Linked DNA regions of Homo sapiens: region 2 is linked to region 1. A link is an interaction called in ENCODE POLR2A ChIA-PET data of the cell type or tissue named here. Cell type or tissue: MCF 10A. All regions are shown on one strand. Each heading gives the region's core, and the rest is flanking DNA. Links, peaks and the distances in the headings are about the cores only.

Evidence for each region. Peaks named below come from ENCODE experiments on the same cell type or tissue, not always from the same donor. Only the 100,000 strongest peaks of a DNase experiment are listed, where the experiment ranks them.
Region 2: POLR2A ChIA-PET joins it to region 1 with 5 read pairs; 2 of 35 experiments call an interaction of 5 or more read pairs at or near these places.

The regions. Positions count from the first base shown.
Region 1 is chr7:91,181,475-91,185,879 of GRCh38, forward strand. All of the region lies in intron 14 of CDK14 (cyclin dependent kinase 14), which reads left to right. Among named protein-coding and RNA genes, the nearest start is that of FZD1, 81 kb to the right of the region's middle. In MCF 10A, for the core only: no CTCF peak of the experiment used is centred there; a DNase peak (open chromatin) is centred at 1,747.
Region 2 is chr7:91,244,883-91,249,287 of GRCh38, forward strand. No RefSeq gene overlaps it. Among named protein-coding and RNA genes, the nearest start is that of FZD1, 17 kb to the right of the region's middle. In MCF 10A, for the core only: no CTCF peak of the experiment used is centred there; no DNase peak of the experiment used is centred there.

The DNA of each region.
Region 1 (4,405 bases), core at 87-4,086:
ATTTCCTAGATCCACTAATCCACTGAGGATTACAAAATGATTATATTCTGTCTAATTCTATCAGTTCTTTATAGTTTATTAGCTGGAACATTTCTAAACAGAAAATCTTCCCCTTATTATGTTATTTTGTTGCCCTGGGGAATCTTTTTTATAGAAAAGACAAGATGAAGGCTTGGTTCTTTCTCTTTTCAAAATAATGAATAGTTTCCTAATATCCTCCAAAGGTGATGGATGTGTTTTGATTTATTGCAGTTATTTTTTTGACCAATGGGAGACTCTTCAAGTTTTCTTCTGACCCCTTTTGACCAGACCCTAAGAATTTCTAATAGCTTCCTTTCTTTCTGGCATGACAAGATGTTCCAGACTCATCTAATGTTTTTCCTGCTCCAGACATGGAATCAGTCTTTTCTATCATTGTCTACAAATTGTGAGGTCACAATTTGAGTACTAAGGGTATACATTGCTACTAGGTTGATCATTGTTCCTATACCTTTTTAATAGATTATGATATGTATGTTTCTTTTTAAGATGAAACACATTATAAATTTATATTCATAGTTATAATTCAAATTCAAGATTATGGAGTTTTCACTTACCCTTTCTGATCTTAAAATGATACCTCTTTCTACACACTGGAAATTATGGCTAATGGATTACTCATCTGCTTTATCCCACACTGCACACACACTAGCCTCAGAATGGCAATATGATTAATGAAAATGGGTTCAGATTTTTTCTTCCTTTTTTCTCTTTTTGCAGTTCTTTGTTTTTACTAGGGTATTCCAATGAGAAATATACTGTATAATCTAATTATTGTATAGTACCATAGTCAAATTGCTATGTTTTCAAATCACTTGCTGTAATTATTCTCATATACCACCAATTAGATAGATAGGTTTTTTTTTCTTTTTAGGATTGCCTTTTACATTTTTTTGTTTAATAATATTGTAAAATGTATAGTTTCAAAGTCAGATTGATAAAATAAGGTTTATTCAAAGAAGTCTACCTCCACCTCTGTCTCTCCTTCTCCTTATGCAATTTTTTTTATTTTATAGCTTAATGGAAAGTAAAACATAAAATTTAAAAAAATAGGATATATATATAGAAAAGAGGGACAGGGATAGAAGGTAGACTTTATAATATAAGCAAGTACGTATCTATATTTATGAACTCCCCTCTCTTAGGTAAATGGTGATGTGCTTCTCTTTATACCACTATATGCACCTACCACCTGCCATGCTTCCTTTAAGGACAGCTGGAGAGAACAAAAGGAAAAAATATGAATGGAAAGCACTTTTTCTTAAAGGAAAAGCCTACACAAATATAAGAGATTCATATTAGAAAACCTAATTTTCCAACGTGAGATTATTTGGAGACTCAGTTTTTAATTAACATTTTAACCAGATCCTATTCCTTATAAATGTTGAGGAATAAATTTTTCACCAGAGAGGGAAAGCCTGTGCTCATTACACTAGCTGAAGCAGAGCTTTCCAAGGCATATCCATTTATATGCAACAAGTAAACACCAGCTCTGAGAGTCGCGTTGCAAACTTCTAATGTTTAGTTCACTTCTAAGGGATTTAATCAACCTTCAGGATATATGATTCAAAGCTCCTAAAAAAAGTAATTAAGAAAAATCCTTTCTATGGCAAGGAAAAAGCAGATTGTTTCCATTAATTTTATGAGTAATTTTGTTTTTGTTGGCTGAAAACTAAACCCAGGCTGGGGTGGTGCACAGTGGGAGGAAGGACTTACTAAAACAGCACAGAGTTTGTGTGTGTCACAGACATACTTTACTACACAGTCATATAAGCACATGTGTGCACATAGACCAGCCACTGCAGCTTAGTGTTTTCAAAGCTGGTCTCTTCTCCCCTTACAAGTCAGTTTCTCCTCTCACCTTTTCTACCCTTACTTATTCATGGTCCCATTCTGCACCCAGTCACTCTAGCTCTCCTTTCATCTGCATTTCCTATCAGCTTCCAAGACTGGCAGGTCTTTGCTTTTAACAGTCTCTTGATTTCCCGCCCTTTTCTTTATTCTCTCATCTCATGCCAATATATTTCTGTAAGAGTTTCTCCAGGCTCAACCAGTCAAACAACAAACACTTACTGAATGCTTGCTATGACTACAGGCTCTCCTTCATTCGCTTCCCTTCTACATTGAATGGTGACACATAACATGTCATTCCCTTCTCTGAGATCTGAACTGACACCTTAGTTCTTTCCACCTCAAGTCTAAGCTCCTCTGTTTTAATTTCAATACCTGTTACAATCTGATTCCATCCTACTAAAATCTACCCCCAAAGTCTCAGTTTCTCTATTCACACCAGATTCTGTCTCCATGCCTTATCTATTCATTGTCTCTATACAAATTTATTGAACACCTGGCCTATGCCAAGCACAGTGCTAAGTGCCTAAAAATAAGAAATGGTTCTTGGCCCAGTGTGTTGGCTCACACCAGTAATCACAGCACTTTGGGAGGCCAAGGCAGGAGGATCACTTGAGGCCAGGAGTTCAAGACTAGCCTGAGCAACATAGTGAGTAAGACCTGTCTCTACTAAAAAATTTTTAAACCAGGCGCTTAAAATTACATTTTTTAATAGACATAATCCCAGCTACTTGGAAGATTGAGGCAGGAGAATCACTTGAACCCAGGTGGCAGAGGTTGCAGTGAGCCGAGATTGCACCACTGCACTCCAGCCTGGGTGACAGAGTGAGGCTCCGTCTTAAAAAAAAAAAAAAAAAAAAATTAGCTGATTGCGCCACCGCCGCACTTCCAGCCTGGGTGACAGAGTGAGATCCTCTCAAAAAAAAAAAAGAACTCCTTAAGAAGCTTCCACAGTCTTAAGGTAGAAATATGTAAGAAAACAACATAATGTGGTATGATCAAGGTTTTATTTATAAAGGTTTTACAATGTGCTGGGTAAGTTCGGAGAAAGAGTGCTTGTTGATTCCACCTGAGGAGGACTAAGGAGGCAGGCTGCCTGTTTCCTTTAAAGTCCAGGAAAATTGTCCAAAGGGGACCAAGGCCCAAATGAAGGGAAAGCTGAGAGTCAAAAGCTAGTATATCTTCTTAATCAAAGACAGGAAGAAAGAGAGTCTGAGTGGGAGCATGTGAGGACAAGAGGGAGCTTCTAGAGAGTCGCTGAGAACAATATTAGAATGGGGATGGCTCCTCTTTATTAAATGGTAGGTGTTTGGTGTAAAGTTGCTGAATTGGTGGGATGAAGGCAGTAGTGGGAATTCATACACTGAAGCTGAGGACTACTGTAGCATAAGCACGGAATCAAGGTTGAAAATGGTTCTGATGGAGCAGGAAAGTTGGGGTCAGATTGAGAAGGGCTTTGATTGCCAGCCCTGTATGCAGTTGGGGGCAGGGGCCTCAGAAGGAAGATTGGCCAGGCAGTAGGGTTGGGGTCGGTCATGGGTGAGGTGAACTCCAGATTGATTCTCCTAGCCACAAATCCTAGAGAAGAAGGGCATCAACCTAGGGGAATGGGACACCTTTTTCTAATTTGCATAAAGGCGTGCATACATTGCGAGTGGTAGCCCCAGCTGTCATCTGTATTTTAGGAAAAGGATTCTGGCAACAAGTGTTTGTTCATGTATTCAATTACTGTTTATTGAGTATCTCGTATGTCCCAGACATAATTCTAGACCCGGGGGACTCAGTGGTGAATAAGACACACACATTTCAACCCTGAGTTCAGAGAGAGTAAACAATGATATAGAAATAAAAGAACTATTTAGAAAACTGTTGCCCTTCCCTTGGCCTTTCTCTATCCAATTCTACTAATCCTACAAAACCCAGCTCAGTTCTAACCATCATGCCCTGCTTGGTCGATAGCCCCTATGCATCTCCTTTTCCAAAACTTCTATTTTTAAAACTTTGTTTAAAACTATACTTTTTTCCGGATTACAGAAGTAACACATGTTCAGTATATAAATGCAAAAACAATAGAACTACACAATATAAAGAGGACATACCTCATAATCTCACTTACCATATAGAACTACTTTCCATTAGTACATATTCCTATAATGATTTATCTATATACCCACCAGTATATTATTGTCATTGCCGTCATTATTACATTCATAAGCATCATTATAAAATGGGCAAGTTACTCCCAAAACTATGGGAGGCTTTTTACCTAGAGAGAGCATAGAATTATTTTATTTTTACAACTTTGTTGAGATATTACCACATCCTAAAATCTACCCTTTAAATATACTTTAAATAAATATACTTAAATATTTAAATAAATTAAAATATTTTAATTTAAATACTTTAAGTTTAAAGCAGTTCGGGGGTTTTTAGTGTATTCACAGAGTTGTGCAAACATCGCCACAATCTAATTCCAAAACATTTTCATCTACTCTAAAGAGAAGCTGCATATCCA
Region 2 (4,405 bases), core at 222-4,221, 64 kb after region 1:
GTGAAATCCCATCTCTACAAAAAATATAAAAATTAGCCATGCATGTTGGCACATGCCTGTAGTCTCAGACACTCGGGAGGCTGAGGCACGAGAATCACTTGAATCCAGGAGGCGAGGTTGTAGTGAGCCGAGATCACACCATTGCACTCCAGCCTGGGTGACAGAGAGAGACTCTGTCTCAATAGATAGATAGAGAGATAGATAATAGAGAGAGAGAGATAGATAGATGATAGATAGATAGAGATAGATAGATGATAGATAGATATAGATAGATGATAGATAGATAGATGGATAGATAGATAGATAGATCCTAAATAAAAATTGGAGCAACAAGGAACCAGAAAAATATCAAGATTAATATACCATTACCAAGTATACAAGGATTACTCTAAGATTGTAAGTATACTCCAGCATCAGGAAACCTATTAATGTAATTCACCATATTCATGGATTGAAAGAGACAAAACTCATATGACTATTCCACAGATGTTGAAATTTGATAAAATGTAACATCCTTTCTTGATAACAGCTCTCAAAGATTGGAATAGATGGACACTGTTTCTTTAAAATGATAAATGTTTCATCTCAAATGTCAGCTTTATTCTTTTTCTCAGGTTTATTCTTAATGGGAAAACAGTAGAAGTGCTCTCATTCAAGGAAGAATAGGACAGTTGGCCAGGTGCAGTGGCTCATGCCTGTAATCTATTTCCAACACTCTGGGAGATCGTGGCAGGAGGATGGCTTGAGCCCAGGAGTTCAAGACCAGCCTGGGCAACATGGTGAGGCCCCACATCTACCAAAAAAAAAAAAAAAAAAACTTAGCCAGAAATGGTAGCACATGCCTATAGTCCCAGCTACTCAAGAGGCTGAGGTGGGAGAATTGCTTGAGCCTGGGAAGTCAGGCTGCAGTGAGCCATGATAGTTCCACTGTATTCCAGCCTGGGTGACAGCACAAGACCCTGTCTCAAAAAACAAAACAAAACAAAACAAAAGAATAGGACAGTTCCAGTATTATTTAATATTGTTCTGAAAGTACGAGCCACTATAATTAGACAAGAGAAAGAAATAAAATACAAAACAGCAAAGGAAAAGAGGTAAAATTATAATTATTGGAAAATCTTAGCTAATCAACCATAGAACTATAACAAACAATAGAAGAATTTGATCTAGATGTGTTATTCAATGTGTAGAGATATGGACATTCTCACCTTTTGCTGGTAAGAGTATAATTTGATACCACTTATATGGAGGTTAATTTGGTATCAACTATCAAATGTAAAATGTATATACCTTTTGGCTTAACAATTTCATTTCTAGGAATATATGCATGTACATGCACATATGCAAAATGATATAGTTACAGGATATTTATTGCAGCTTTATTTTTAATAAATGATTAGAAGCAAATGCCAATGAATAGGAGACTGGTTAGATAAATTATATCACGTAATAGAATATTATATAATCATTAAAAAATGAGGCGGCTTTCAGGGTGTTGAGTATTGGTGTTAACTATTTCTACAATACGTTGGTAAATGATGAGAAGGAGGTATAAAATCACATGTAAAGTAACTTTCCATCTGGACGTAAAAAGAAAGGAATGAAAAAAAGACAATACATATGTTTGTGCTTTTATGTAAATACCTAAGAAACTACCAAAAGTGGGTGCATCTGGGAGTGAAACTGGGTGACTGAAAAGTAAGAAAGATTCATTATTTTGCTATTGGTTTTTGGTATAAATTGTTAGTAAAACAGTTTTTAAAGTATTAGTAAAACAAAAAATACTAAGAACCAAAATAAACAAATAAGCAAAAGACCAAGAAATCCACTTTCTCCTAAAGAAATGGAAAAGAAATCCACATGGAACCTGCTTCAGTATCCATTGCTGTATAACAAACCATCCCAAAACTGAATAGCTTAAAACAACAAAAATTTATTATGCCTTACAATTCTGTGAGTTGACTTGGCTCAGCTGGGCAGTTCTGCTCCACAGGGCATAGCTGAGATCACTCAGGAACTGCACTCAGTGGGGAGCTTGGCTGGTGCTGGTACTCACAAGATGGTGCTTCAACCTCCAGAACCTTTCCATGTCTTCTCATGGTTCAGTAGTCTACTGAAGCTGCTGGATAGCATGGTAGCTGGCAGAGCACAAACATGGCAGCTGCCTGACGTTTGAAGTCTTAGGCCTGGAGCCAGCATGGTATCACTCTTTCCTCATTCTACTAGTACTCAAAGACCAACCCAGATGCAAGGGATGGGGAAATAAACCCCGTATCTTGTTGAGACGAATGGCAAGGAATTTGCAGCCGTCTTTAATCCACCACAGACCTCCACATTTGCTCAGCTCAAATCACTACAAGTTATCACAATATTATTTGGAATTATTTCTTGAAGTGTTAATAAATCTGGGTCAAAATCTCATCTTGTGCAGCTTTTAGTAGTTACTGTTTCTCCAAAAGAACAAAAAAGCTCAATTTCTGGCCTTAGGTTAATAGAAAAATAATTTATAGAATCTTAAAATTTAAGACCTGCTTTAAAAACTGTTTAAAATTCAGTTAGAATTTATATAGGTCTGTTTTATAGATACAAAGATCAGGTGGCACATCTATGAAATCTAGAGAAAGTGGGTGAAATGAATTTTCATCAACTTTTTTCTTTTCAAAAAGAAAAACCAATATGTTTCTGCAAAAAAGATGAGTATTTCTGGAAGGCAAAAACAACTATAAATCAGAGGTGTCAACTAGCATTATTACTAACTCTAGAGAAGAGCCTGCTCTGGATGCCCTGCCCAGAAACTCCTTGCTGGCCACCAGGAGTCCCACTGACTTCCCAAGAAAGCTGATAAAAAGGATGTAGGGCTTGAGATAAGGCCTCCAATCCACCAGAGTGAAAATGCCCTGTCAGCTATAATCCAGCCTTCTCACCAGTCCTCAAATATGTCTTATTTCTTCTTGCCTCTGAGTTTCTGCAGATGCCATTTCTCTGTATCATGATGTCCCACACTCTCCTTCCCACATTTTTGTTTCTCATTTTGACTTAGCTAACTCCTTTATCCGTCAGGTAATGGGATTATATTTCTCATCCACAGTGAAACTTTCTTTGATCCATCCCCTTCCCAAAACTAAGTCAGATGCTCTTGGGACAATTACCACCTCTGTTATATAGAAAGTTTTGCAGAAACTGCCTGACCTCTTTTCTGGGGCCTTCACCTGCTGCTCAGGGGTGGCCCTCAACAGCTATGTCTGTCCTCTAACACCAACATCCCTAGCTCAGTCCAGTTAGTCCAAAGGCAGACACTAAATACAGGGTGGACCAATGACATTCCCTTTTTAACTGAAATGATTACAGTTGTTGATAACTAAGTCACACTAATGAAACATAATAGAAGGAAGATTCACAAACTGTTGCCAAAGAGGTAGAGCTAATTTTGTTCCTGCACTTGTTTATCTCTTCCTTGGATCCTGTTAGACTTCTCCAGTCTCTCCCATGAATTCAGTTCTTTCATGAAGTTTTCCAGAGTTGTCTATAACTCCCGACCAAAAGACTTAACACAATTTATACCAACTGGCATGAACTCACACTTGCATGCATGATTGAATGGTTAAAGTATTTGCCCTATGTCCTTTCTTGGAGCTAGAATGTAAGTTCTGTGAGGACAGGGAAGGTGTCTGCCTCGTTTGGTGTTGCATCTTGAGTACCAAACAGAGTGCCTGGCACACAGTCAGCACTTAACAAATATTTGTTGAATGAACGAATTGATGGAAATAAAAGACTGATGCAACTCTTTGGGAAGTGCCTGGGAAAGAATGACTTCACTTTGGCTGGATGAGAGGTTTAAGGGACCATTGTGGATTTGGATTCCATGTTAGTGAGAAATGCTTTGAATTGAAACCTTTGATTAGATTGCTCAGGTAGTCTCTTAGCTCAACTTTTGGAAAATGATGTCTCACAATCCTATCTTATTTTGTGGGAGGAGGAGTAAGGTACAAACACCTTGTCTACATTTGAATGCCAAGATTGGCTGAAGGAGATTTCTCACCATGGACAGGAAAGTCTCTCAAAATTGAGTCTGGGCAGGAGGGGAAGATGCTCTGGGACGCATAGGACATTGCAGGACTGTGTGGCCCATTATAGACCCATTCCTGAGAGGGCAGCTGTGCAGCAGGAACAACCCTGATGTAGCCTCTGGTGGTTACTATGTAAGGACAGAGCAGCCATGACAGCCATTTTCAGCCGGGAGAGCTGCTGGTGGGTAGATGGGAGTGAGAAGATAGGGGAAATCCCATTTCCTGTCTTCACCAGTCACCACGTATAAGGCAAACTGGAAACAGGGCTGGCAGGGATGACATTTCAGTATCCAAATTGATTCTAAAGCCACAGAGCTCTGGGGTTGGCCCCTCCTCTC